Linked DNA regions of Homo sapiens: regions 1, 2, 3 and 5 are each linked to region 4. Evidence: chromatin loops called from intact Hi-C (ENCODE). Cell type or tissue: adrenal gland. All regions are shown on one strand.

Region 1 (5,000 bases), 300 kb after region 4:
CACCCACAGCTGGTTGCCCTATGACCGCAACATAAGCAACTACTTCAGCTTCAGCAAAGACCCCACCATGGGCAGCCACAAGTAGGACAGAGGGCTGTGGGTGGGGTGGGCTACAAATGCCCTGCACCCGGAATTATTCCCCTCCCTAATCAGAATGTAGGCCAGCTGCAGGGGAAAGGTCTGGCCAGGCTCCCTGAGGGCCTGGGTCTCTTCCATGTGGCCTGGCCTCACTTGCTATCCCCCTCACTGGGTCAGGACGCAGCGACTGCTGAGTGGCCCGTGGGTGCCAGGCAGTGGTGTGAGTGGACAAGCACTGGCAGTGGCCCCGGATGGAAAGCTGCTATTCAGCGGTGGCCACTGGGATGGCAGCCTGCGGGTGACTGCACTACCCCGTGGCAAGCTGTTGAGCCAGCTCAGCTGCCACCTTGGTATGAACAGCCTTGGAGCTGGGGAGAATGAGGCACACAGGTATGGGGCCGGGTTCTGAGGCTGGCCAGGGCGGATGTGACTCCTCCGTTCTGCCTGTACCCTCCCCTTCCCATGCAGATGTAGTAACCTGCCTTGCACTGGACACCTGTGGCATCTACCTCATCTCAGGCTCCCGGGACACCACGTGCATGGTGTGGCGGCTCCTGCATCAGGTGTGCCTCGTGGGCAGCTCTGTGGGGCCCCCGTAGCCCAGACCTGCAGCCCATCCGTCCCTCAGTGGCCTTCCAGTCCTGTCCTCCTCTAGTCTTGGACAAGGCCTTCATTTCCTGAGCCTCAGGGGACAGTCCTAAGCCAACCCTGGTCCTCCACAGGGTGGTCTGTCAGTAGGCCTGGCACCAAAGCCTGTGCAGGTCCTGTATGGGCATGGGGCTGCAGTGAGCTGTGTGGCCATCAGCACTGAACTTGACATGGCTGTGTCTGGATCTGAGGTGTGTGTATGCATGTGCCCTGGGGAGGGTGAGTTTCCTGGGCAATCCCCCTGGAGCCCAGACTCCTGCCCAGGACCCTAAGTTGCCTTCCTGCAGGATGGAACTGTGATCATACACACTGTACGCCGCGGACAGTTTGTAGCGGCACTACGGCCTCTGGGTGCCACATTCCCTGGACCTATTTTCCACCTGGCATTGGGGTCCGAAGGCCAGATTGTGGTACAGAGCTCAGCGTGGGAACGTCCTGGGGCCCAGGTATGGGGAAGGGGTGCCCAGCAAAGATGGAGGGGCAGTTGGGATCCTGTCCTTGCTGACACTCCCTGCTTCCTCCAGGTCACCTACTCCTTGCACCTGTATTCAGTCAATGGGAAGTTGCGGGCTTCACTGCCCCTGGCAGAGCAGCCTACAGCCCTGACGGTGACAGAGGACTTTGTGTTGCTGGGCACCGCCCAGTGCGCCCTGCACATCCTCCAACTAAACACGTAAGCCCCCCATTTATGGGTTCATGGCCCCTGAAGGTGGTGGTCATTGGTGTAGGATAAAGGCCCTAGGAACCCACACACCATACATGTTTGTGGGCACATATTTCAAGGTTTGTTACCTGTCCCTTCATCTTCCCATGGGGAGGTCTTGCCCTGGGCCTCCGCTTAGCCACAGTTGTGGGAGATTTCTTTGTGTATAAGAATTTCAATTTAACCATCCTTAAAATGAGGACAGAGAGGGTATATGGGATAAGGGATATCTGCTGGTCGCAAAGCCCCCTTGCAGTCGCAAGTTGGTGTATATCCCCTCTCCCTTCCAGACTGCTCCCGGCCGCGCCTCCCTTGCCCATGAAGGTGGCCATCCGCAGCGTGGCCGTGACCAAGGAGCGCAGCCACGTGCTGGTGGGCCTGGAGGATGGCAAGCTCATCGTGGTGGTCGCGGGGCAGCCCTCTGAGGTGAGGATGGGGCGGGGGTGGGGAGGCCCCTCGAACGGGGCGGGGCGTGGCGCGGCGATCCCAGCTGATCCTACTCAACCCTTACGCCCACCAGGTGCGCAGCAGCCAGTTCGCGCGGAAGCTGTGGCGGTCCTCGCGGCGCATCTCCCAGGTGTCCTCGGGAGAGACGGAATACAACCCTACTGAGGCGCGCTGAACCTGGCCAGTCCGGCTGCTCGGGCCCCGCCCCCGGCAGGCCTGGCCCGGGAGGCCCCGCCCAGAAGTCGGCGGGAACACCCCGGGGTGGGCAGCCCAGGGGGGTGAGCGGGGCCCACCCTGCCCAGCTCAGGGATTGGCGGGCGATGTTACCCCCTCAGGGATTGGCGGGCGGAAGTCCCGCCCCTCGCCGGCTGAGGGGCCGCCCTGAGGGCCAGCACTGGCGTCTGCGGCCGCAGCAGCACTTTTTGCACAGTCTGGGGCGGGGTTCCCCGGCTTCCAAGTCGCTGTTTCGTCAAAGCACGAGGGCCGCCTGTGGCCTTAATTCCTAACGGCGGCCCCGGTTCTCCCTTCTCGGCAATAAACCAGGCCTAGTTTTGTAGCTGCTCCGTCTCCGAGTGTGCGTTCGCGCGCAGCGTCTCGGCCTGCCATGGCCACCGTCCCAGGGTCGCCGTCTGAGTCTGGCCTGGCTCGCGTTCCCCTGGCCCGTGACCCCCTCTGGGCCCACTCGCCCCCCCTCCGCGTGGCCGTCGCTGAACTGGGGCCTCAGTTTACCCGGCAGTGTAGCCCCTGCCCCACATCTCGCCCCGGCTTGTGGTTTCCCCACGATCTCTTCATGGGGTCGCCTTCGCACGCCATTCGTCCACAACCGCAACCCGGCCAGGCGCCCCGCAGGCGCGTTTGCATTCCTTCGCCGGGCAGGGGCGACAACACCCGAGGCCGCGCCCCTCCAGCTCGGCCCTGCCACCTCATTGTCTTGCCTACTTCTTGGGCCGCCCTGTGGCGCCGCTGTGGTCTCGGGGTTGGGGGTGGGGGGCCAGAACCACCCCAGAGAGTCCACGTTGTCTTCCCGGAGGGCTCGGTCCTGCCCTGCTGAGTGGATCCATCCTGGCGGCCACTGGTCATGAGGAGTTGGGGGCAGAGCCCTTGCTGAGCGGAGGGAGCCGGGGGCTGCCTCTCTGTCCCCCATCTCCAGACTCGCGATCCTGCGGGTGTTGTATGTGCTGGTGTCGGCGTGTGCGTGAGAAGTCAGGGGTAGTGTGGGTGTGCGGGGTGGTTGCATTGTGTGTGCGTATTCGTGGGCCTGGAGACAGGTGGGAGGCGGGAGGGGTTCCAGTCCCGCTGCTCAGAGTAGGCTGGGCGGAAGCCAGGCCTGTCTGCTGCTGCGTCCTGGTCACAGGCCCATCCACTATCCAGGATCCTGCAGGGCCCCTTAATGTAAGTGACACAAAGGTACACACCCATATGTGGCAAGGGCTACCAGGTCGCACCCACTTGGCCACAGCACTGGGTTGCTGATTTAGCCATACACATGGGCACATGGTGTGGGATAGATCGGTACCCAATATGTGGTGGTGGATACTGGGGAGCTGGAGGGCCTTCCCGGATGTCTCCTCCATTCCTTCTCCAGGCAAGCTCTCCTTAGTCTAGACGAGGAGCTTCTCTTCCCCAAACCTCAGGAAGTGGGTCCCAGCAGATTCAGCCCTATAGGATCCAGGTAGGACTGAGCGGTCCTATCCTTTGAGTCTCAGGCCCTCTCTGAATTTCTGGATGAAGCAGGATCAACTAGGGAGTCTCTGGGCCCATATCCCCTATTCCCTCGCTGAACCCACCAGGGTAGCATTCCACCCAGTTCCTGATCAGGAGAGGGCTGGACACTGACCCTTGAGGAAAGAGTGCGAGCATGGTCACTGCAGAAAGTCCTCCTGCCTTGGGGCTTTAGGATGTTGGGTTCCTGAACTCTAGTTTAAAAGCCTGGTGGTGAGCCTCCCACTGGCCAGTACATCTCTCCAGCCTGGTTCTGGCCAAGATGGAGCTAGAAGGCACGTCTCCCCTATCCTCCCTACCATCCCTGGACTCAGACCAGGTGTTTGGCAACGTCTTTGAGACAGGGTGGTTTCCAACCTGTCTTCCATCCTGAGCTGTATCTGACCCTTCTAATTTTGGCCAGCTGGGACCAGCTCTGTCACCTCCGCCCCATCTGACACAGGAGGAAACTGGTCCAGCCCTAGAATGAATCAGGTTGAAGTGAGAAAAGGGGGACAGACTACCCCAAGGGACTGCCAACGTCAGGCCTGGAGATTTCCCCCATATTCCTCCTGCACACAGCCCTTTTTGGACTGAGAGAAGCAGCTCCCAGCTCCCCTGCCTGGGCGCTGCCTAAAACTCTCTAACGTCTTCTCCAAGAAACAGCCCCAGGAGTATTAACCACTAACAGAGCCATGATTCACAACTCTAGCCACAGCAAAGTCCTGGCCTATGTGGGTAAGCATCCGTTGATCCAGATCATGGGCACTGGGCAGGCTGGGAGGTACCCCAAGTGGGTAGGTCACACCCAAGTCCAGCCACAGGTTCTGGAGTCTCTGCCCCGTGTGCCCTGACTGCACTAGATTGGAAGGACAAGTCGCTTCCAGGCAGAAGAAAGCAACAACACTTCCTTTCCAGTTCAGCTTTATTTTGCAAAAATTTACAAGGCCTCCTTTGCACAGAGATGCTTGTGGGGACCACATGAATCAATGTGCCCTCACAGTCCAGACTTGGTGGCGGAGACAGGACACAAGTGCCATGGTAGACAGTGCCATGGTCTTTCTTCCTGTGCCCTGGATAATTGGATAAAAAAAATTGGATTTAGTGCCGTGGTAGACAGGAGGTGCAAATGGACCCCAAAAAGGAAGAGATCAAGAAGTCTTCCCAGAGTAGAAGATTCTTGCCAATATGTCAGATGGAGAAGGGAGATTGGCAAGAGCAGAAGTCTGGAAGGTTATGAGAACAGGGTGCATCTAGGAAGGACAAGGTGTCCAGAGTGGTAAGCAAAGGGGAAGAAGTAGATGAAAATGGAAAAATAGGCCAGACAGCTCCTGATGCTGTGGTATAAGCTTTTGACTCTAATAGTAGGGACTACTGGCTTCAAATCTTTTTGGCAACAAAGTTTAGGTGAGGCTACCCAGGG
Region 2 (5,000 bases), 160 kb after region 4:
GTACATGCTACGTGTTGTGTTGGGGCCAGAAGGACTGGGATGATCTAAGGGCACCTCTGAACTTAAGCTCTCCAAAGTCCCCTGTGTCTGTGTCTGTGTCTATGACCGTGTCCATGTGGGGGAAGGCGGAAGTCAGCATGTGTCTGTGTGTGTTGTCTGTGTCTGTGTCGGGGTGTCTATGTGTCTGTGGGTCTCTCTGTGTCTGTGTTTGTGTGGAGGGGGGTCTGTGTACACCTGTGTGTATTGTCTGGGTGCCTCCGTGGTGGGGGGCTCTGTGCGTGCCTATGTGTGCTCCGTATCTGTGTCTATGTAAGGGATGGCCCGGGTGTCTGCATTTGTCTCTGTGGGTCTGGGTCTTTATGTGTGCGTGGTGTGTCTATGTGTCTATGTGAGTGTGTCTGCGGGTGTTGCTTCTGTGTGTTTATGTCTGGGTGTTTACATGTGTCTGTATGTGAGTGTCTGGTCATGGCAGGCAGCTGTAGCCCTGGCTATGGGTCCAAGGGTCTCCAGGAACCCCCACAAAGGGCAAGAGAAAGGATGCTGCTCCCTCTAGGGCAGTCGCCCCAGGCCAGTTCAGCAGCCTCCCTCTTCAGCCCCTGCTGGCCCAGGGACCAGTTTCTCAGCTTTCACCCCTAGATTCCTACTTCCCCTCTCTACAGGCCCCAGGGATGCACATTTCCCTACACACCCCAGGCCTGGCTCCCCACTGCACCCTCTGCCCAGAGTGCCCTCGCCCCCTCTGCCTGACATATTCAAGGCTTGGCTCTACTGGCCCTCTTCCAGAAAGCTCTCTCCAATGCTATTCCACTGCCACATGTTGCCCTCTGCCGACCCTTTTGGCAGGGGCTCTGAGAGGGTCTGCCTCTCTGAGGAACCCCAAGCTGCCAAGCAGGGTCTGCCCCAGTGCAGTGATGCTCATTCCCTGTTCCTACCACTCAGTGCCCACCCCCAGTGCCCATCCTGCAGTGCCCGGCCCCCAGGGTCCATCCCAAGCCCAGCCTTCAGCAGATGACAGTGACAGAGTACAGCCTGACGGGACTGCCACTTGGGGAGGTGGGAGGGCTGAGGTGGCACAAGGCTCTTCCCGCATGGGGACGCCAACAGTGGGGACATCTTGTAAACACATTGGGCTCTGTTCCTTGCCCAGCATCTGTGCCTGGGGGGTGGGAAGGAGGTGCTCCTGGTTACTTTTAAGTGCCTGGAGCCTTTGATAGAAACTTCAAAGCCAGGGATTTCCCTGGTGTGGCAAGGGGCTAAGCCTGAGGCTGAGAGGTGCTGTGGGGCCCAGGGCCTCTACCTGGCACGCCCTGCTGTCTTCCTACTGGGCCCAGTCCCTCTCATCCTGTCACTCCGCCTCACAGGGAGGGACAGCAGTCCAGGGCTGGGGCCAGCCCGCTCCTGACTGGAACACGTTCTGCCTCTCATCTGGAGGGCAGAACACCCACATCTGGAAATCTGACAACATCCGGGACTGGCGGGGGGGCAAGTTTTTCACTTTTCTTCCAAATGTTTGGCAACAGTATTGAGAAAGAAAGGGGTGGGGGGATGGTCAGTGGAGACGAGCCAGAAATACCACAAGAGGAGAAGACAGCCAGAGGGCCACACAGAGGGGCCCCGGGGAGGCCCCACCACCCAGGCCTGCCGACCCTCAGGACAACGGGCTCTGGAAGTCACACGGGAGCCCCAGCCACCCACAGACACCGCCAACAAGACCAATTTCCTTGTGTTCATCATGAGGGAAGCAGAGGGCCAGAGCAGAGGACATATACAGGGCCCTCTCTCCCATCTCATTTCTTTCATCCTCACACAATTACCACCCCTTGGAAACCACCCAACGTTGGCCCAAATGGGGGTAAGCCAGTGACAAGAGCATCCTGGGCCTCAGTGTCCAGGTCTGTGATCTGGGATGGGCAGGCTCATGCAGCCAGCCAGAGCCACATAGTGCCACCTTCCTCCACCTGTGTGTGGCAGAGTCAAGGCAGTGGCTTGGGCCCCTCCTGTCACACACAGGGCAAACGTGGTCCTGCAGCAGGGACAGGGTGCACAGAGCCATCCTCACTCCCTCATCAGGACCCAGATGAAGGCTAGGGCCAGGATGGTGACTGCCTGAGCTCTGATTCTGGGCATGTCCCTGCTGGCTTGGGAACAACAGTGCCCCAGGACTCACCCACAGGCCCACCCTCAAACCTATAACAACTGCCTAGCCCCCAGTAGGCACTCTTCAGGACCAGCCAGAGCCCTCCCAGGCACACCGAGACCAGGAGCAAGGCATGGGGTGAACAGGAGGCAGGAAGGTGGGCAGGGAGTTGGGGGTGGAGGGAGGGAGGGTGGGCAGCAGTTGGCGGTAAGAACAGGCCACACCATGCCTGGCACTTCCCTCTCTCTCCCACATCCCAACCTGAGCTTTGTGCCCTTCAGGAGTCAGCCTAGCAGGCAGGATCTGGGCAGGGCCTCGGGGGCCTGGAGAGCCAGGGCTGGGGGTCTGGGTCCTACTGCTTCAGCTCCCAAAGCTCTGATGTCTGAGCTGCAGCCCAGTGTGCTGCAGGCTGGCACACGCCATGTCCCAGAGCCCTCTCAGGCAGCCACTTACCTCTCCCTTCCCCCAGCCAAGGAGAATGCGGGGAAGATATGGGCCCTGACTTCTGAGGAGCCTGTGGACTAAGGCAGGAAAGCCCGGCCACGCCGGCCTTCTTCTGGGCTCTTGTTACCTGGCGTCTTCCGTGTGTCCGCCTTCCTATGAATGTCAGCCATCACAGGAGGGAGGAATGTTCTGCTCTTCCACAGCTACATTTTCCCAGGACCTGGTACACCACAGGCATTCAATAAATGCTGGATGAACAAATGTTCCAAATATCTCAGTTTACCCACCTCTCACAGAGGTACTGGAACCCCTTGCTAAACCCTGTCCTGGAGTGGGCCCGGAGAGATGGGGAGATTTGCCAACTGACTGACAGGAGCTCTGGCGGTGCAGAGGGCACTCTGGGACAGTAGTGCGGCCAGCAGCTGCCTCCAAGCCCACCCACCACTTCCCCATGCCCACCCCAATTCAGGCGTGCTCTTCACAGACTAAAGAGGTGAGGGTGACCCCTGTGGTACAGGCAGTGACTGGACCACGATCAGCCAGCAGGGGGCGCAGAAGGGATGGGAACCGACCTTTGGTTCCTGAACTCAAACCCCAGAACCCAGAATCCCAACCCAGACCCCAGATCAGGAAACCGGAACCCCAAGCTCAGACCCCAGACTCAGGTCTCACAATTTGAGTGCCAAACTCAGAACCCAGAACCCAGATTCCAGGACTAGACCCCACTGTGGAGACCTAGACCCAGATCCTGGCACCCAAACCCTGACCAAAGACTCCAAGACCCAGGATGGTAAACCCGGACCTTCAACCCAGACTCCGGACCCCAGACCCCAGACACAGGAACCAGGATTCTAAACCCAGACCCCAGATCCAGGACTCAAGCCCCAGGACTCTAAACCCAGACTTCCAGGACTGCAAACCCAAACCCCAGACCCAGGACCCAGGACAAGGGCTGACGGATTTCCAGATCAGCGTGGCCCTGTGTGGACAAGGCCAGTGGGAAGGGGCACCGGGGGGTCACACTCTTGGCAACAGCGGGGGTAGCTGCTTGGCAGACCTCCCTGGTAGCGTTCAGAAGGGCATGAAGAATGTCCATCATCCTGTCAGAGCCAATTTGGGGAGCTCAGACTATGGTTGCCACGTGGAGGGTGGGCAGAAGGAGGTAAGGGCCAGCTGTCCCCTGGGCCTAAGAGCCAGAGGCAGGGAAACAGGGTCGGGCTCCCCACGTGCCCTTGTCCCCTGGGCCGCAGTCTCCGCAGGCAGCCATGGCCCGCCCTGGCCTGCCGGTCCCGCCCCTCCTGGCCCACAGCCTCTGGGCTGGGACGCAGGCCCACACTTCCCGGAGGAGTCGAGAACACGGCCTGGGCCAGACCCAGAGCCTTAGAAGTAGGTCAAATGTTGCCGCGCAGCAGGTCCTGGGGACCCTGTCCTGGTGTGGGCAGGCCCGTAGGCTGCAGCTCACTTACCAGGGCCCACTTGTGTGTCCACATAGATGTGAACCCACCGCTACACACTGGACACCCATGAACACAGACCCCACGCGGGGCCCCTAGGTCCCTGTCCAGTTGCACAGATGGGGAGACCGTGGCCCCAAGGAGGCAAGAGCTGCCCAGCAATTCTGACTAGAGATGGCACGAGGCAGGTACAAGGACCAGCAGAAGGAGATAAATTTCTACACCATCCCATGGCCCTGGAGCCTCAGATGAAAGTCTGACTCCTAGGAGGACTTCCCAGCAAAGCCGCTCTGCCACTAACAGGATGGGGCCCACCTCCCAGAGGCACAACCCCGGGCCTTGAGAGATGGAAAAGAGTACCCAAGGGGAAGGCAGTAGACTCCCTATGCTCCTGTGACCCGGGCTGGTCCCTGCTCCTCTTGGCCTCAGTTTCCCCACCTGTACCATGGCCATGGGTGGGGCACTGTGATTCCAGGTTCAGAGGACAGTCTCTGCCCCTGAGTCCCAGCCCATCCTCACTACCCCCACACCACACACAGACAACTCTGTCCTCGAGCAGGCCAAACACAACCCTCAGGCCCCTCCCTCTGCCCACTGTGCTGACGGGGACCAGATGCTCCAACCTTGTGGTTCTAGGGGTGGGGGTGGCAGGGCCCAGCGGGCTGGCAGGCAAACCCTGGTTTTGGCCCAGGGACCTATAATCAGCTCCTGCCCCTCTGATCCCGGCCCAGGACTGACGCTTAGGGCTGTGGTGTCCTGGCCGGCTGTGGCCACGGCCGCTATATTTGGGAGCCCAATTCAGCATGAGGGAGGGGTGGGCAGGCAGAAGCCTCTAGGGACCCAAGCCTCATGGGGGACAGGATGGGGACAGCATTGGCCAGGCTTGGTCCATTCTGGAAGAAGGGCATGGCCCTGACTTCTCAGGGGCCTGGACTGGGGGACCTCAGCCCCACTCTCAGCAGCTA
Region 3 (5,000 bases), 190 kb after region 4:
GCCCCGGCCCCGCCTTGGCGCGTCTGAAGGATGCAGCTCTGCCGCGGAGCTGAGGAGACGTAGCCTTCTGGGGTAGGGATGGAGGGGGTCGTCTCAGGGGACATACCCCTGCCCAGGGGTCTGAGGAAACACGACCCTGAATTAAGAGGGATGGGGCTGAGGGCTTCACAGCCCCGCCCTGGGGAGGTTTCAGAGACCGCCTTAACCTCTGCGGGTCACATTCACGGGAATGGCTGGGCTAGGCACACCAGGCTGCTCCCAAGTCAGAGGACAGAGGCTGAGACCCCTCAGCAGCCACCTGCTCTGGGTGAGCCTCCACCCGCATGATATTTCATTTCCTTTCTTATAATGAGGCCAGTGAGTCCCGGTGGGTGGCAGCCAGGGCCCAGGGTGTGCAGGTTGGAGGGAAGGGAAAGGACATTCCAGGCAGAGAACAGCAGGAGTGAGGGCCTGAGTGTCATCAGAACTCCGAGTCTGGATGGAGGGAGCTCCCAGATAAGCAGTGGAATGAGAGGGACTCCCACCCCCAGCCAGCACCAGAGTGCCCAGCCCAACCCAGGCCGCATGCCAACAGTTCCTCCATCCTCTCTTTCTCTCTCTTGGGATTGTAAGGAGGGGAGGCATTGAGGCACTCACCGTTCACTGGGGACAGCATTGACTGGGGAGCTGGGCCAAGATGGAAACTGGTGACTCCCAAGACCCCCCAGGGTGCCAGGACTTGAAGGACTCCAGGCTGGGTTTGTCTCCCCACAGTTCACCACTCCTTATCCACCCCCTGCCCCCGACTCATGTCCCCAGCAGGCAGCCAGGATCCTGTGTGGATCCATCCTGGGACATTCCATTCCAGTCCCATGTACCCCTGGGGAAAGGACTGGACAGAGAATATCAGTGACTGCAGCCTACAGGGTTACTGGCGGGCAGGCAGGAGAGAGCCCCTGCTTTTTCCCTTCGATCAGGCAGGCCCTACCCCTCAGAGCCACAGCTTCCCATCTGTAAGGTGTGAGCTCCATAGAGCAGATTCCCCACATGCAGGGGAAATCCCACCTTCCCTCTAGAGTCAGGGCCTTTTGAAAGGGGGTAGTCCCTCTGGGAAATTGGGATGTCTCTGGGACCTGCTGCTGCGCCGGAAAGTCCTGCCTGTGGTCTGACCTTCGGCTTGGCAGGTGGATGCAGATGACGTCATGACTAAAGAGGAACAGATCTTCCTGCTGCACCGTGCTCAGGCCCAGTGCGAAAAACGGCTCAAGGAGGTCCTGCAGAGGCCAGGTGGGGGTCAAAGGAAGAGGGTCTGGGGATGAGGTCAGGTGAGGGAGGGGCCAGTCAAGGGCGGGACCCAGGATACAGAGCCAGGTGAAGGCTCTCTGTGGGGGCGGACTTAGGTAAAGGGGGCCAGGCCAAAGTGAGAACCAAAGTGGGGTGCGTGGTGCAAGAGTGGAGTCAGCAGGCTCGGGCATCCATGGCTTGTCCTAAGTCTCGAGCTCAGGTCCCTGTGTTGCCCACAACCAGCACTCAGACTGATAGCTGTCGGGTTAATCTCATCAACTGAAGAGGCCCAGACCCCAACTGACTGAAGGAGAGGAGCCGCTTCCTCCCCTGACAAGCCCTTAGGGTTCTGCAGGGGTTGAGGCTGGTGATCGCCCAGAACACAAGCACACAATGACAAACACACTCTGTGGCACACAGATTTTGCTCACACTCACAGAGACTCACATGGTCTCTGCAGTCACAGCCCCACCGATGCCAGCCCCAACAGTGGCTCCCAGTCACATCGAGATCTGGGGGGTCAGATGGGCCCCCTCATTCTGGGTCCTGAACCCAGCCCCTCTTCTTAATTGTGAAAGCCTGGAGGAGCCTCTCTTTGCCCCTCATCATCCACCATGGAGCCTCTCGCTTCCTACTGTACCCCACCCTGCTACCCACATCCCCACACTGAGGCCCGAGGGTGGAGGCAGGAAAATGAGCACAGTCATTCTCATCCCAGTCCAGGCTGCTTGGACTCAGCTTCCCATCATTGCCACAGACCCGACATGTAAGGACCAGGGGGGCCTAGCTTGGGCGGTGGCTGAAGGAATACAAGTCAGAAAATGAGGAAGACTTTGTGGCTAGGAAGAAAGACCTCTCCAGCCTGGGCAACATAGTGAGACCCCATCTCTAAAAAAAAAATTTAAAAATTAGCGAGGTATGGTGGTGCACACCTGTAGTCCCAGCTATAGGGGAGGCTAAGGTGGGAGGATCACTTGAGCACAGGAATTTGAGGCTGCAGTAATTTGTGATCATGTCACTGCACTCCAGGCTGGGCGATAGAGGGAGACCTTGTCTCAAAAAAAAAAACAAAAAAAACAAACAAACAAAAAAAAAAAACGTCCAGCATCTCTCCAATGAGAAGAGAGGCCAGGCTCCATCTCAGATTAGGCATCTCAACGGCCACTGTGGAAGCTGTGAACCACATACTTGAGGATCCAGGGCAGGGGATGGGGTGGTCTTCTCTGTCCACTCTTGACTGTACCACCTTGCTCTTGTCTTCTCACCACCAGCTTCTTTACCTGCACAGCACTCAGGCCAGACTTAATTTTCGCTATGTAACCTGTCCATTGACATCACCCACTCTGTCTGCTTTCACCGTGCGCCCCCTGGTGGGGCCTTCACTGCTGCGTGGCCTTGGCCCCCACCCACTCCTGACTCCTGGGTGGGAGGATACCACCTCTGCTCTGTCTTGCCCAGTTTAGTGCTCACCCCACTAGCTGATCCTGCACTCCCATTCCAACCCTGGGGGACAATCTCCACCTCCTCTTATTACTTCACCTGGCAAGCACTTTACACTTTGTTAAACACCTCCTCACCCATCGTCTCAGATCTCCCAACAGCCTAGGTGTCACCAGGGCAGGAGACAACCCCCCCATTGTACAAAGGGGGAGTCTGAGGCCAAAGAGTACCCTGGGTCTCCTGTTGTAGCACAGCTGACAGCCATCATTACCACCCTGGTTTCTCCAGCCAGCATAATGGAATCAGACAAGGGATGGACATCTGCGTCCACATCAGGGAAGCCCAGGAAAGATAAGGCATCTGGGAAGCTCTACCCTGAGTCTGAGGAGGACAAGGAGGCACCCACTGGCAGCAGGTACCGAGGTACGTCTCTGCTTCCATGCATCCAGCTGGCATGGGCTTGGATCCACCCACCCCCATTGCACTGTCCCTCTGATGTGAGCTCATGCTTCTTGGCTCTTATAGAAAGTAAAAGGCTGCAGCCACATCCCCAGGCAAGGGGCTGGGAGAAGACAGAGTGTAGTGGGAAGGAAGGGGAGCTAGATGGCTCAGGCCTCAGAAAGAGATGAACAGAGAACTCTCCAGCACCACACCAAGAGTGGACCCAGGGCTACGGTCCCACCCATGGAGAGAAAGAGAGATGACAGAGAACCCTGGGGGACAGAGAGGCAGGGAGAGATACACAAAGACAGACAGATAGTGACAGAGAAAGACGGGGAGAGGCATGGAGACAGAGATCAACAGAGGCAGGGAGAGACAGTCACAGAGATAGAGGGGACCAGGAGGCACACACTGAAGTCTGGGCTCAGTGTGTCAGAGGAGGTACATGGGGACACATAGTGGATAGGGCCACAGAAATAGAGAAGGAGAGGAGGGCAGTGGCAGAGGGTGGGGCCAGAGGCAGTGGGACAAGGAGGGGAGAAGAGAAGGGAGGGAAGCAGATGAGGAAAGGCAGACAGAGCCCAGGCTTTGGCCACAGGGCCGGTTTCAGCCGGCCGGGTGGGCAGCAGATTCCAGATGGGCCACATCTGGGAGGCTGTGGTCACCCTGTGGCTCCCTGGGGACCAGAGGGAATTGTGGGCCTGGCTGGGTGGGGCTGGGAATATGGCGCCCAGGACAGAGAGCCTTTCACCAAGCCAGGGCGGGTCCAGCCATCAAGGCAGCCTTCCAGGGTGGCTGGAGAGTCCTGTGGTTGGAGCCCTACAGAGGGAGAGAAGGGGGCTGCAAGCTGGGAGTGGAATGTGGAAGATACAGAGGCTGGGGACCCTCCAAGGTCACTTAGCCTCCCTGCAGTGAGGCTGGGGCTCCAAAGTGGGATGTCACCCTACTTTGAATCCCACCATTAGCACTTAGATTTGGGGAATCGATCTCCCCCAGCAGTGGCCGTGGGAGTCTCACAGCAGGTACTCAGGGCAGGCATTGAGTGGTGGTAGAAGCATGGGCCAATGTGGTTAATCCCAACTTCCCAATGAGGAAATGGAAATAGAAAGACTTGGGACACCTGCGTGAGGTCAGCAGCTCCTTGGAGTCCAGCTGGCACTAGAAACCAGACCTCCTGCCTCCTGTCCATGATCCCAGGGGAAGGGGCACACAGGGAGCCTCCCAGCTGAGGGAGAGTTAGTCTGGGTACTTGCCCTTCTTCAGAGACACCTGGAAGGTGGTTCCAAGAGCAGAGAGAAAGGCGAGAGGCCTGGCCTGGGGCTGAGCACTTGAAGAGGACAGGGCCCTGTGTTGTATGACCTCAGCAAGTTGCCTACCTCTCTTGGCCTCTGTCAGCCCATCTGGAAAATGGGGCCAGTGCCAGTACCTGTATCGCAGAGGCCATAGTAAATTCTATGAGGTGGGTACAGCCCACAGAAATACATTTTCTCCAGAGTGCTCCAAAGCCTGAATTTTCCTGCTTGGGGCACACCTGTCCCTGCAGGAACCAACAACCACTGATGGGCCGGGTGCAGTGGCTCATGCCTGTAATCCCAGCACTTTGGGAGGCCGAGGCAGGCAGATCACCTGAGGTCAGGAGTTTGAGACCAGCCTGACCAACATGGAGAAACCCCATCTCTACTAAAAATACAAAATTAGCCAGGCATGGTGGCGCATGCCTGTAATCCCAGCTACTCGGGAGGCTGAGGCAGGAGAATCGCTTGAACCTGGGAGGCGGAGGTTGCAGTGAGCTGAGATCACGCCATTGCCCTCCAGCCTGAGCAACAAAAGCGAAACTCCGTCTCAAAAAAACAAAA
Region 4 (5,000 bases):
ATGGGCAGGGCTGGGGGCCATGTCACCACCCACCTTAGCCCTGTGTGGGTCACCATCACCCTCCATCAGCCCGTGAGGCTCTGAAGGAGGTGGGGACCTCCATGCTCCAGAAATCAGACCCCAGCAGGGCCCAACATGAGGAGAAGACCAGCTGTCATCTGCTGCCGTCCACCCAAGACCCCTATCAGTAAGAGTAGGCCCAGCTCCACCCACATCAGGGCTGGGGCAAGAATGTGTAGGAAGTGAGCTGCCTTGGCTCAGAACCTGAGAACTTTGCCATGGCCCTCAGAGTCTTCCAGTCATACAACCAGCCGGGCCAACACATTGAGCCTTAGAATTAGGGCAGCTGCCACCATCAGGGCCCTAACCCTAATGGCACAGACATGTCCCTGACCACACCCACATGCATGCCAACCACACATGTGCCCAACCTCACACATGTTCCCCAACTTTATGTACATGTCTGACCCCACACATATATCCAGGGGAAAGTACTGAGGAATGGTGTCTTCTTGTCAATAGCTCACCCTGGCAGGGAGAAAAGAGCCTGAGAATCAGGTACCAATCCCAGCCCACAGATCCTCTGGGTTACCTGGGACAGGTTGCTGATCCTCTCTTGAGTTCTGCAACCCACGCTGAAGGGTGGCATTCACTAGATGAAGAAGCGCCTGGCTCATGACAGATGCCTAATCCATGTTTACGGACCTGGGGGAAGAAGGGCTGGATGGTCGAACTACAGGTTGCCTTTCTTCTCAGAGAACCAGAAGGGACTTCTCGTGTCTGTCCTTATTTAGTAATCAGTGCACAACATCTCGCTCATATGCCCCAGGGTTCTCTCTCCCTCAGAGGACAGACCCCTCTCCCTGTCCCTCAGCCACACTAAGTGACAGACATGGGGTCATATCCATCTCTGGTCAGGGACAGATCTTACTCAAATTCTACAGTGTGGGTCCATGTCCCTTCAGACCTAGGCAGGACTGTGTCCCCTAGACACCCAGGGTAGAGCTGTGTCCTCTAGACACCCAGGGCAGGACCGTGTCCCCTAGACACCCAGGGTGGACCATGTCCCTAGACACCCAGGGTGAAGCATATCCCCTAGACACCCAGGGCGGACCATGTCCCTAGACACCCAGGGTGGACCATGTCCCCTAGACACCCAGGGCAGGACCATGTCCCTAGACACCCAGGGCAGGACCATGTCCCTAGACACCCAGGGCAGGAACATGTCCCCTAGACACCCAAGGTGGACCATGTCCCTAGACACTCAGGGTGGACTATGTCCCCTAGAGACCCAGGGTGGACCATGTCGCCTAGACACCCAGGGCAGGACCATGTCCCCTAGACACCCAGGGCAGGACCATGTCCCTAGATGCCCAGGGCAGGACCGTGTCCCCTAGACGCCCAGGGCAGGACCGTGTCCCCTAGACGCCCAGGGCAGGACCATGTCCCCTAGACGCCCAGGGCAGGATCATGTCCCTAGACACCCAGGGTGGACCATGTCCCCTAGACACCCAGGGTGGACCATGTCCCCTAGACACCCAGGGCCAGGGTCATGTCCCTAGACACCCAGGGTGAAGCACGTCCACTAGACACCCAGGGTGGACCATGTCCCCTAGACACCCAGGGCAGGACCATGTCCCCTAGACACCCAGGGCCAGGGTCATGTCCCTAGACACCCAGGGTGAAGCATGTCCCCTAGACACCCAGGGTGGACCATGTCCCCTAGACACCCAGGGTGGACCATGTCCCCTAGACACCCAGGGCCAGGGTCATGTCCCTAGACAGCCAGGAGCAGGGTTGTCTCCCCTCAGACCTGGGCAGAACTATGTCCCCTAGACACCCAGGAGAAGGGCTGTGTCCTCTCAGACCTGGGGCTGGGCCATGTCCCTTAGATATCCAGGATGAGGCCATGTCCTCTCAGAACTGGGGCAGGACTGTGTCCTCTAGACCCTGGGGCAGTGTCCTATCCCCTCAGTCCCCCAGGGCAGGGTCATGTCCACCTGGAAAGTGGGAGTGTCTGGCTGTGCTCTATTCAGGCTTGCTACAGCCGCACTTCTGCCTTTTGGCCTCCAGGTGTCGCCACAGCACTGCAGACCTTTTATTTATCCAGTGCCTGTCCTGTGGACACTCTGGGAGAGTCTTCTGTTCAGAGTGACTCCTAGTAGGGTAGGCGACCAAAGGAGGCCACCTGGCAGGGGTCCAGGCCAGCTGGCAGAACTATGTGGCCCAGACTCCTAGCTCCACACCCCACCCTCACTGGGGAGATGTGAGAGCAAAGCCAGTTAGCCAGCACCCCCCAGGCCTCGCCTTGTCTCTGGCCTTGGTCCTGAGACCCCATCTGCCTGGGTGGAGCCCAGGACTGGAGTAGGAGGGTGTGTTCATAGGGGCCTTGAACCTGGCCAGGACAAGCCATCCACATTTGCTCCTCCAGGCCTTGGTTTCCCCAAGCATCAACCACCCTCCCACTTCAAGTACCTGGCTCTGCTCAGTTCTCTTGCTCTAAATCTGGAACTTTCCAAGGTCTAGGGTGTTGGTAGTGCATGCTTAAGAGAGTTGATTCTAGGAGATTCTGATATGCTTGGGCTGAGTGTTTGCTGAGACCTGGGCCCTTCTCAGCTGGTTCCAGCCAGCTGGCCTCTGCCTAACTCACTCCCCTCTCTCCTGACCCACAGCCCAGCACGGCCCCACCCAAGCCCAAGCCGCCTCCGCTGACCAAGGAGACAGTGGTGTTCTGGGACATGCGCCTGTGGCACGTGGTGGGCATCTTTTCGCTCTTCGTGTTGTCCATCAGTGAGTAGCTGTTCCCTTCCCTCTCCACCACACTGCAGTGGGAACACAGCACCCCCTGCCCCCCAGAGGGCTCAGAGCAGCAATTCCGGGCAGTGCAAGTAGGCCAGGCACCCGCAGGAGACCCGCGGTGGTTTCTGGCACCTCCTGATCCACACAAACTCCCCGTGGAGGGCTGACAGGCCGGTGGTGACCTGAAGTATTCTGCAGGACCCAGGGAGGTAGCCACATGGCAATTATGGTAATTACAGGGAACTCCACTGAACCAAGGACTGGGACGAGGACGTGTCATTTTTCCCTATGGCTGGCCTCCTGATGCTTTTCCTGCAGTTTGGCCAGCTTAAAGGCCCACACCCAGGGGCCCCAGCAAGGCCATCCTCCACTAGAGGCTCCCCAGACACCCAGCAGATGTGGCTCCCAGGCTTCAATCCCTGCCTTGTCAAATACCATTTTCCGGGAGTGACTCACACCCGCCTCAATTAAAAGCAGGAAACCCATTCCTCTCCTGGGCTCTGGGAGCTTCTTGATGCAAAGTCGCAGCAGAAATGGGCTTGGCCGGCTCCCCTTAGCCCTCCCCTCAGAATGGAGGTCTGGAGTTGGGGAAGGGGACAGAAAGGCACAGGAGACAGAGGCCAAGTGGGGAGGCTGCCATGGCACAAAGCAGTCTGACAGAGGTTCCCACGAGGCAAAAGCAGAGTGGGGGGGAATGTAGGAGGTAAAGGGAGAAGCAGCCCACTCCCCTGCAAAGGCATCACAGAGGAGGGTCCTCTGAGGAGGAGGGTCCTCTGAGCTGCAGACCGGTGGGAGGGTAGGTGGGGTTTTGCAGGAGGGAAGGCTGGAAAGGCATTCCGGGAGAGGGGATGTGAGCAGAGGCTGGAGGAAATGCAGCCTCACGCAGGGTCTCAGATGAACCCAACTGGACATTTGCTGAGTGCACCCTGGGTGGGGAGGCAAAAGCTGCACTTCGTCCCAGCCGGAGCTGTCCCGGGATGAGGTGCCCCAGAGAGCTGGGTGGCCCACAGAGAGCCCACCCAGATGTGAGGGGCTCCAAGGAAGACGTGACATCTGATTTGCACGTGCTTCTCCTGGCACCAGAAGTGCTGTCCCAAGAGAAAATATCTGCCCTGCAGAAAATCCCCGCCCCCCATCTGAGCAAGAGCCTGTGCTTTGTTCCCAGCCGAGGCTGAGAACCAGTCAGGCATCTTTGTGGAGGCCCCACAGACAGATAGGTGTGCCTGCAGCCTCAGCCAGGTGTCCAGAGAGGGAAACAGCCCGCTGCAGGGCTCGGGGGTCATCTGCCCTACAGGAGCCACAGGCACAGCCTAGGATGCAGGTCTACGGAGCAGCAGGGAGAGCACTGTGGGCCTCAAGACACAACAAAGGTGCCTGGGGCCACATGAGAAAATTGCAGTGTCAGACCCCAAGCGGCACTTGGACATCAACCACACAGACCATCTCTAACCCCATTTCCTAGAAAGGGTAAAGGATAGTCCCAAGACACCTGAGCAGCAGGCAGCACTTGTTACCTTCCATTGCCGGATCTAGGCAGTGGGGGCAACACAGCTCCCTCTCCTGGGGGGAAACATTTTTCCTGCTTCCCAGTCTGCCTGGGCTGTTATTGGAGCATCACCCCCAAAGCCCTGCAGGAAAAGGGGCTGGGGCTAGATGGGGTGCCCCTGGAGGTCTCCTCCAGCCCCAGGGACTTATATCCCAAGCCCCTGCCTGGGCCCTGGAACTTGACCCAAAGCTCTTTGCATCTCCCCTTCTTTGAAGAGAAGCAAACAGGCCAGGCTGTGCGGGGCAGGCCTGAAGTGAGGGGTGGTGTTTGAGCCCGGCTCTGGCTGCCGTCAGTGGCCCACTGAGCTCCTTAGGAAGCCCCAGCCTCCCGGGGCCTGGGACCAGCCTGCATGGAGCCTGAGTGGGCATAGTCCCAAGGAGGTTCCTGGTGGGGTGGCTAGAAGAGGTGGCCTAAGCCGGGAGGGTTAGGATTGGGTACCAACTTCGAGTCTCAGGCATGAACACAGGTTCTGGAGAAATCCAGGACCCAGCTTCTTGGATAAGGCCTGCTGTCTGCTCAGGTCCACCCCTGGACAGTCGGATCTATAGCTGGGGCCCTTGTGCAGCACCCTCCTCCAAGTGTATGCCTGGATGCTATTGGCTCCCCAATTCATTCACTCTAGTCCAGTCCTGTTCCCAACAGCAAAGGCTTTGAG
Region 5 (5,000 bases), 200 kb after region 4:
CTCCAGAGCTAGGCAGGGGCCTGAGCCCTGGCTGGCTCCAGGTGTGTGCTGTGTGGCTCTGGGCAAGCCACCTTCCCTCTCTGAGCCTCAACTTCTCTTCACAGGTCAAGCCCCTGCTCAGGCTTCATGACCTGAGTGGACTCAGGATCCTACCTCGCTCCTCAACAAGGATAGGGACAGGACCCCTATCCTTCCCTCAGGCAGGCGTGACAGCCTAAGGACCTCCCCCTTAGCCTCAAATATGTCTATTTGTGTATGTCTGTGTGTGTATTTATATGTGTGTGTCTGTGTGTATGTCTATTTGCATGTGTATTTGTTGTCTATGTGTATTTGTGTGTGTCTATTTGTATGTGTCTGTGTACTTGTGTGTATGACCGGCTCCTTCCCTCTTCAGTGCCACGGGCATGCAGGCAATGGAGGCCAGGTGAGGGTGGATTCTTCTTGCTCCAGCGTTTTTAACAGGCAGGGCAGGAGCAGCCTTGGCATGGCCCGGACACTGGCGCTTGCCCGGAGGCCACAGTCAGACAACCTGTCCACAACAAACTCATATCCATACATCAGCAAGACAGTGGGGCGTGTTGGGTGTCATTCTCCATGTGCGAGCGTTTGTATGCGCGTGCTGCTTGTGTATTTCTTTGTGTTTGTGTACACGAGTGTCCATGTGCCTATCTATGTGTGTCTGTGCTTGTGTACCTGTGTGTGTGTGTGTGTGTGTGTGGCCATGTGTGTTTCTATGTGTGTGTGTCTGGATATGCCTGTATGTCCATTTGTATGTGTCTGTGTCTTCTGGCATGTCTATGCGTGTGTGGTTGTAGGTTTGTGTACCAGTGTGTCTATGTGTGTATTTGTGTGTGTGTGTGCATTTGTATGTCTATTTGTGTATTTCTGTATGTGTGTCTATTTGTGTGTGTGTATCTGTGTCTATTTGTATATCTGTCTGTTATGTGTATGTGTGTGTGTGTATGTGTCTATGTTTCTGTGCTGGTGTACGTATGTCTATCTGTGTGTATTTATATGTATTGTGTATGTCTGTGTATGTGTATTTGTGTATTTGTGTAAATATGTGTGTCTGTATATGTCTATTTGTGTATGTCTGTGTGTGTATTTATGTGTGTGTATGTCTATTTGCATGTGTATTTGTTGTCTATGTGTATTTGTGTGTGTCTATTTGTATGTGTCTATTTGTGTGTATGTCTCTGTGTGTGTCTATTTGTGTGTGTCTGTGTATTTGTGTATGTCTCTCTGTGTGTGTCTATTTGTGTATGTCTCTACGTGTGTATGTGTGTCTATTTGTATGTGTCTGTGTGTTTATGTGTGTATGTCTCTGTGTGTGTGTGTCTATTTGTGTGTGTGTGGACTCGTGGTCTAAGAACGCCGCCTGTGGGTGGAATTTGGCTCATAGACATGTTTGGTTTGGCACCTACAGTATTTTCAACATCCTGAGCCAACATTTAAAAATCAGGATATTTCACATAAAAATTCAGCTTTCCAACTTCTCTTAAAAATTCAGAAGCCCTGGCAGCCCTGGGCCTGCGTTCCCCTGAGGCCACGCTCCTCCCGAACTGTGCAGGGCTGCCCTCCTCCGTGCACCCTCCATAGCCTCGCCCACTTGTCTCGCCCAGCAGTGTCTTGAGGATGGCTGAGTTTGTGAACCCAGTGTGTGGTCACAACTACGTGTGAGCCTGGCTGTCAGGGAATACGTGCATGAGTGGGGTGTGTGTGCATGTGTGTGAATGTGTGTGTGCATGTGCAAAGCAACTCTGTGTATGAGGCAAACCTGAGTGTGTGCGGTGCGTGTGAATGCCTGCATGTGCGCGTGCGTGTGTGAAGAGTCTGCGTGGGGGAACACGTGTGTAAAGGCATGGATGTGCACGTGTGTGTGCAGGGGAGTGGCCATATTTGTGGCTGTGTGGAGTGTGTGGGCCACAGCGGACTGGCATGCTCTGCCCAGGGGCCTCTTCCGGTCTTTGAGGGGGAATTGGATTCCCGGCTTCTGGCTGGGCCGCCTTGCGGGATTTATTTCTGTCTCAGTGCCCACTGGAGTCCTGAGTAATGGGAACATTTAAAGAAAACCAGTAAATAGATACAGAAGGGGCAGGCTGGCTGGGAAACTCAGCCCAGACACCCCTGCCCAGCCCACAGCTGCCAGAGCCCCTGGGGGCAGGCCTGAGCCCAGGGAGAAAGGAGCTCCAGCATGCGACAGCACCCCCTCACTCTGTGGGGTGCCCACTGCTACCCATGCATGCCCCCACCACCTGGATGGATGGTCCCTGGGTCAACACTGGGCATCTTGAGAGCTTCCTTGGCTCCGAGCAGCAGATGTTCAGGAGATTCAGGGGATGCCAGCTCAGGCCTGGCCCAGGGGCCAAGAGGACCTGACCCTCCAGGGGTGCCCTTTCCCAGCCAGGCTACAGGCATTCTGCCCACACACACCCTCTGCACATGCAGACGCACCCACAGTTCAAGGAGGGGAGAGGCTGTGCTGACCTGGCAGGGCTGGGCGGGCACTCGATACCCCACCCGGACCTCACACACCCGGCAGTGCCTTGGAACCTCATCTGCCAGGACACGGCCCCTGCTGTTCTGGGTCTCAGGCTGACTGGACCCCACTCTCTGGATCGTCTCTGATGAGCAGTCACTTACAAATGACATAAACCCCACAGGAAAGGATAGGCGTGCGTCATGCGGTGGGGTGACCTGCTTTACAGAAGACCCGCTGCTGGCAGGAGCTGTTTGGACCAACGCGCCCTGTCAGGGACCCCATCGGGGATCTCCTGCTGCCCCCCAGTGGCCATGGGAGGACATGGGGAAATAAAAGTCAACAGCTGCATGGAGTTGCTCATCCGCGTCTGAGTGGACTCTGAGGGCCCCACGTGGTTCCCAGCCAGACAGTTATGGGGAAGCAAGGCCTTTCAACTGGTCTGAGGGAAGGGGCTTGGATCCCAGCACAGATCTGGAGACCACCTGGAAGGTCAGCTCCTCGAAGGCAGAACCATCGTCAGTCACAGCTGCATCCCCGGATACAGTGCCCAGCATGACATGGGTCCTCGGGAAGCATGCTACACTAATGGCCCACTCCCCAGGCTCCTGGGGGTGGGCAGCGCTGTAGCAAGCCCTGGGCCCAGCTCAGAGCCCCATGGAGAGGCCGCCTGAAGGTGAGCGGGCATCTCACATGTTGAAGCCTCCAAGGCAGTGAGGGGCTTGGGCTTGAGGCTGGACAGTAGTTTTCCCTTGTGACTTCAGGGGTTGTGCCTATCTCTGATCCCAAGCCCATAGTTCCTCACTGTGGTTACAAGGCCCTGTCCTGGCTGGTGACCTGCCTGGTCCCTGACTCTGCAAGCCCAGGTGGGACTTCCTCCCAGCCCTCTTGCTGCCTCCCCAGCAAGAGTCAGAACCGAGAGGCCCTGCGCCTGGGTCTCTGGTCTCCTGTCCTCTTCTAGGGAAGGAGCATCCGTGCTGCTGTGGAAAATATCCCAGGCCTGACACCTCTCCCAAGATGAAGAGGCTGGGTGTCCTAGAGAACCCCAAGATGAAGGGACCTGAACACTGCGAGGTTGGTCAGGGCTGTCCTGGAGAAGTGCCTGGGCAGTGATGGACCAGGCAGTGGCAGGCACACCAGGGCTCCATCCACAGTGCTGGACACTGGCCCCTGGCCCTCGCTGGCCCATCTTAAGCCTGAAGGGCTTACGACAAAGGGGCTGCCAGGGCCTCAGGGCACCCTCCCCACCTAGCCCTCCAACCAAGGCTAGGGCTGAGACTTTTTTTTTCTTTACCAAATTTTCAGGGGACTATGAATCACTGAGACTAACTCTGAACTATCCTCACCTGGATGAAGACTGTAGTCCACACCCCAGAATGTTTGTTTTAAATGGAGAAAGCATACTTTAAAGAAACACACATTTTAGTAACATGTTTTACCAGTTTCTTTGCTCACCACCTGTATTTTTTAAACCTTTTTATTTTGAAATACGGATTCATAGGAAGTTTTGTTTTTGTTTTTGTTTTTGTTTTTGTTTTTATACAGAGTCTTACTCTGTTGCCCAGGCTGGAGTGCAGGGGCACGATCTCGGCTCACTGCAACCTCTGCCATCAGGATTAAAGTGATTCTCGGGCCTCAGCCTCCCAACTAGCTGGGATTACAGGCGTGCGCCACCATGTCCAGCTAATTTTTGTTTTTTTTAGTAGAGATGGGGTTTCACCATGTGGGCCGGGCTGGTCTTGAACTTCCGACCTCAGGTGATCCGCCCACCTCAGCCTCGTAAATTGCTGGGATTACAGGCATGAGCCACTGCACCCAGCCGATAGGAAGTTTAAAAGTACAGAGAAGTCCTGTGTAACATTCACCCAGTTTCCACCTGGTTACATTTTCCATAGCTGCAGTACAATATCGAAACCAGGAATCTGACATTGGTGCAGTGTGTATAGTTCTATTCCATTTCATCGGGTGCATAGATACAGGTAACCACCACCACAATCAAGATACACAGAGGTATTCCATCACAACCATTCCAGAGATCTCCTTGGAGCCACCCCCTTTAGAGTCACCTGTCCCCACCATCGCTAACCCCTGGCAACCACTAATCTGTTCCCCATCTCTATAATTCTGTCACTGTCAGAATGTTACAGAAGTGGAACCATACAGTATGTGACCATTTGATACCTACTGTTTTCACTCACCATAATGCCCTTGAGATCCATCCAAGCTGTGGCAGGTGTCAGTCCTTGGTCCTGTTTTATTGCTGAGTTGCATTCCATGGTACGGATGAACCCGAGCTTAACCTGTCCCCTATTGACAAGACCTTTTCCCTAGCCTTTGGCAACCTACAAATAAAGCTGCTATGAACATCTGTATATGCATTTTTGTGTAAACATTCGTTTTTATTTCTCTGGGATAAATGCCCAGGAGCATGACTACTGGGCTATATGATAAGTGTACGTAAAGTTTTTAAAGAAATGGACAAACTATTTTCCAGAGTGGGTGTTCCATTATACATTCCCAC

The links. Hi-C counts contacts between places; a loop is a spot of excess contacts. Peaks named below come from ENCODE experiments on the same cell type or tissue, not always from the same donor. Only the 100,000 strongest peaks of a DNase experiment are listed, where the experiment ranks them.
Region 1: it touches region 4 in a loop (3-fold over the local background); 53 of 110 quality-filtered maps call a loop at or near these places.
Region 2: it touches region 4 in a loop (2.7-fold over the local background); 24 of 110 quality-filtered maps call a loop at or near these places.
Region 3: it touches region 4 in a loop (6-fold over the local background); 106 of 110 quality-filtered maps call a loop at or near these places.
Region 5: a loop joins it to region 4, with 5 times the contacts of the local background. A loop is called at or near these places in 108 of 110 quality-filtered maps.

The regions. Positions count from the first base shown.
Region 1 is chr3:47,007,270-47,012,269 of GRCh38, forward strand. NBEAL2 (neurobeachin like 2) reads left to right here. Exons shown (of 54, transcript NM_015175.3): 47 at 1-81; 48 at 256-428; 49 at 547-641; 50 at 801-917; 51 at 1,014-1,172; 52 at 1,251-1,399; 53 at 1,720-1,855; 54 at 1,950-2,432. The coding sequence ends at 2,051. It also overlaps the pseudogene NRADDP. Among named protein-coding and RNA genes, the nearest start is that of NBEAL2, 30 kb to the left of the region's middle. RefSeq lists a silencer at 1,851-2,360 and enhancers at 1,990-2,787, 2,788-3,584. In adrenal gland, no CTCF peak of the experiment used is centred here; a DNase peak (open chromatin) is centred at 2,262; H3K4me3 peaks cover 1,518 bases; H3K27ac peaks cover 1,611 bases.
Region 2 is chr3:46,863,800-46,868,799 of GRCh38, forward strand. It overlaps a transcript of MYL3 not described here. Among named protein-coding and RNA genes, the nearest start is that of MYL3, 2.9 kb to the left of the region's middle. In adrenal gland, CTCF peaks have their summits at 3,110 (motif pointing right) and 3,309; DNase peaks (open chromatin) are centred at 3,142 and 3,904; H3K27ac peaks cover 4,097 bases.
Region 3 is chr3:46,892,744-46,897,743 of GRCh38, forward strand. PTH1R (parathyroid hormone 1 receptor) reads left to right here. Exons shown (of 16, transcript NM_000316.3): 4 at 1,164-1,266; 5 at 2,992-3,126. Among named protein-coding and RNA genes, the nearest start is that of PTH1R, 18 kb to the left of the region's middle. In adrenal gland, CTCF peaks have their summits at 2,636 (motif pointing left) and 2,851; a DNase peak (open chromatin) is centred at 2,628; H3K4me3 peaks cover 439 bases; H3K27ac peaks cover 1,573 bases.
Region 4 is chr3:46,703,118-46,708,117 of GRCh38, forward strand. It overlaps TMIE (transmembrane inner ear), which reads left to right. Exons shown (of 4, transcript NM_147196.3): 2 at 2,673-2,790. Among named protein-coding and RNA genes, the nearest start is that of TMIE, 4.2 kb to the left of the region's middle. RefSeq lists an enhancer at 3,296-4,053. In adrenal gland, a CTCF peak has its summit at 2,069 (motif pointing right); DNase peaks (open chromatin) are centred at 634, 984 and 2,084.
Region 5 is chr3:46,906,939-46,911,938 of GRCh38, forward strand. No RefSeq gene overlaps it. Among named protein-coding and RNA genes, the nearest start is that of PTH1R, 32 kb to the left of the region's middle. RefSeq lists enhancers at 2,121-2,696, 2,681-2,975. In adrenal gland, CTCF peaks have their summits at 1,363, 2,775 (motif pointing left) and 2,978; a DNase peak (open chromatin) is centred at 2,683; H3K27ac peaks cover 2,115 bases.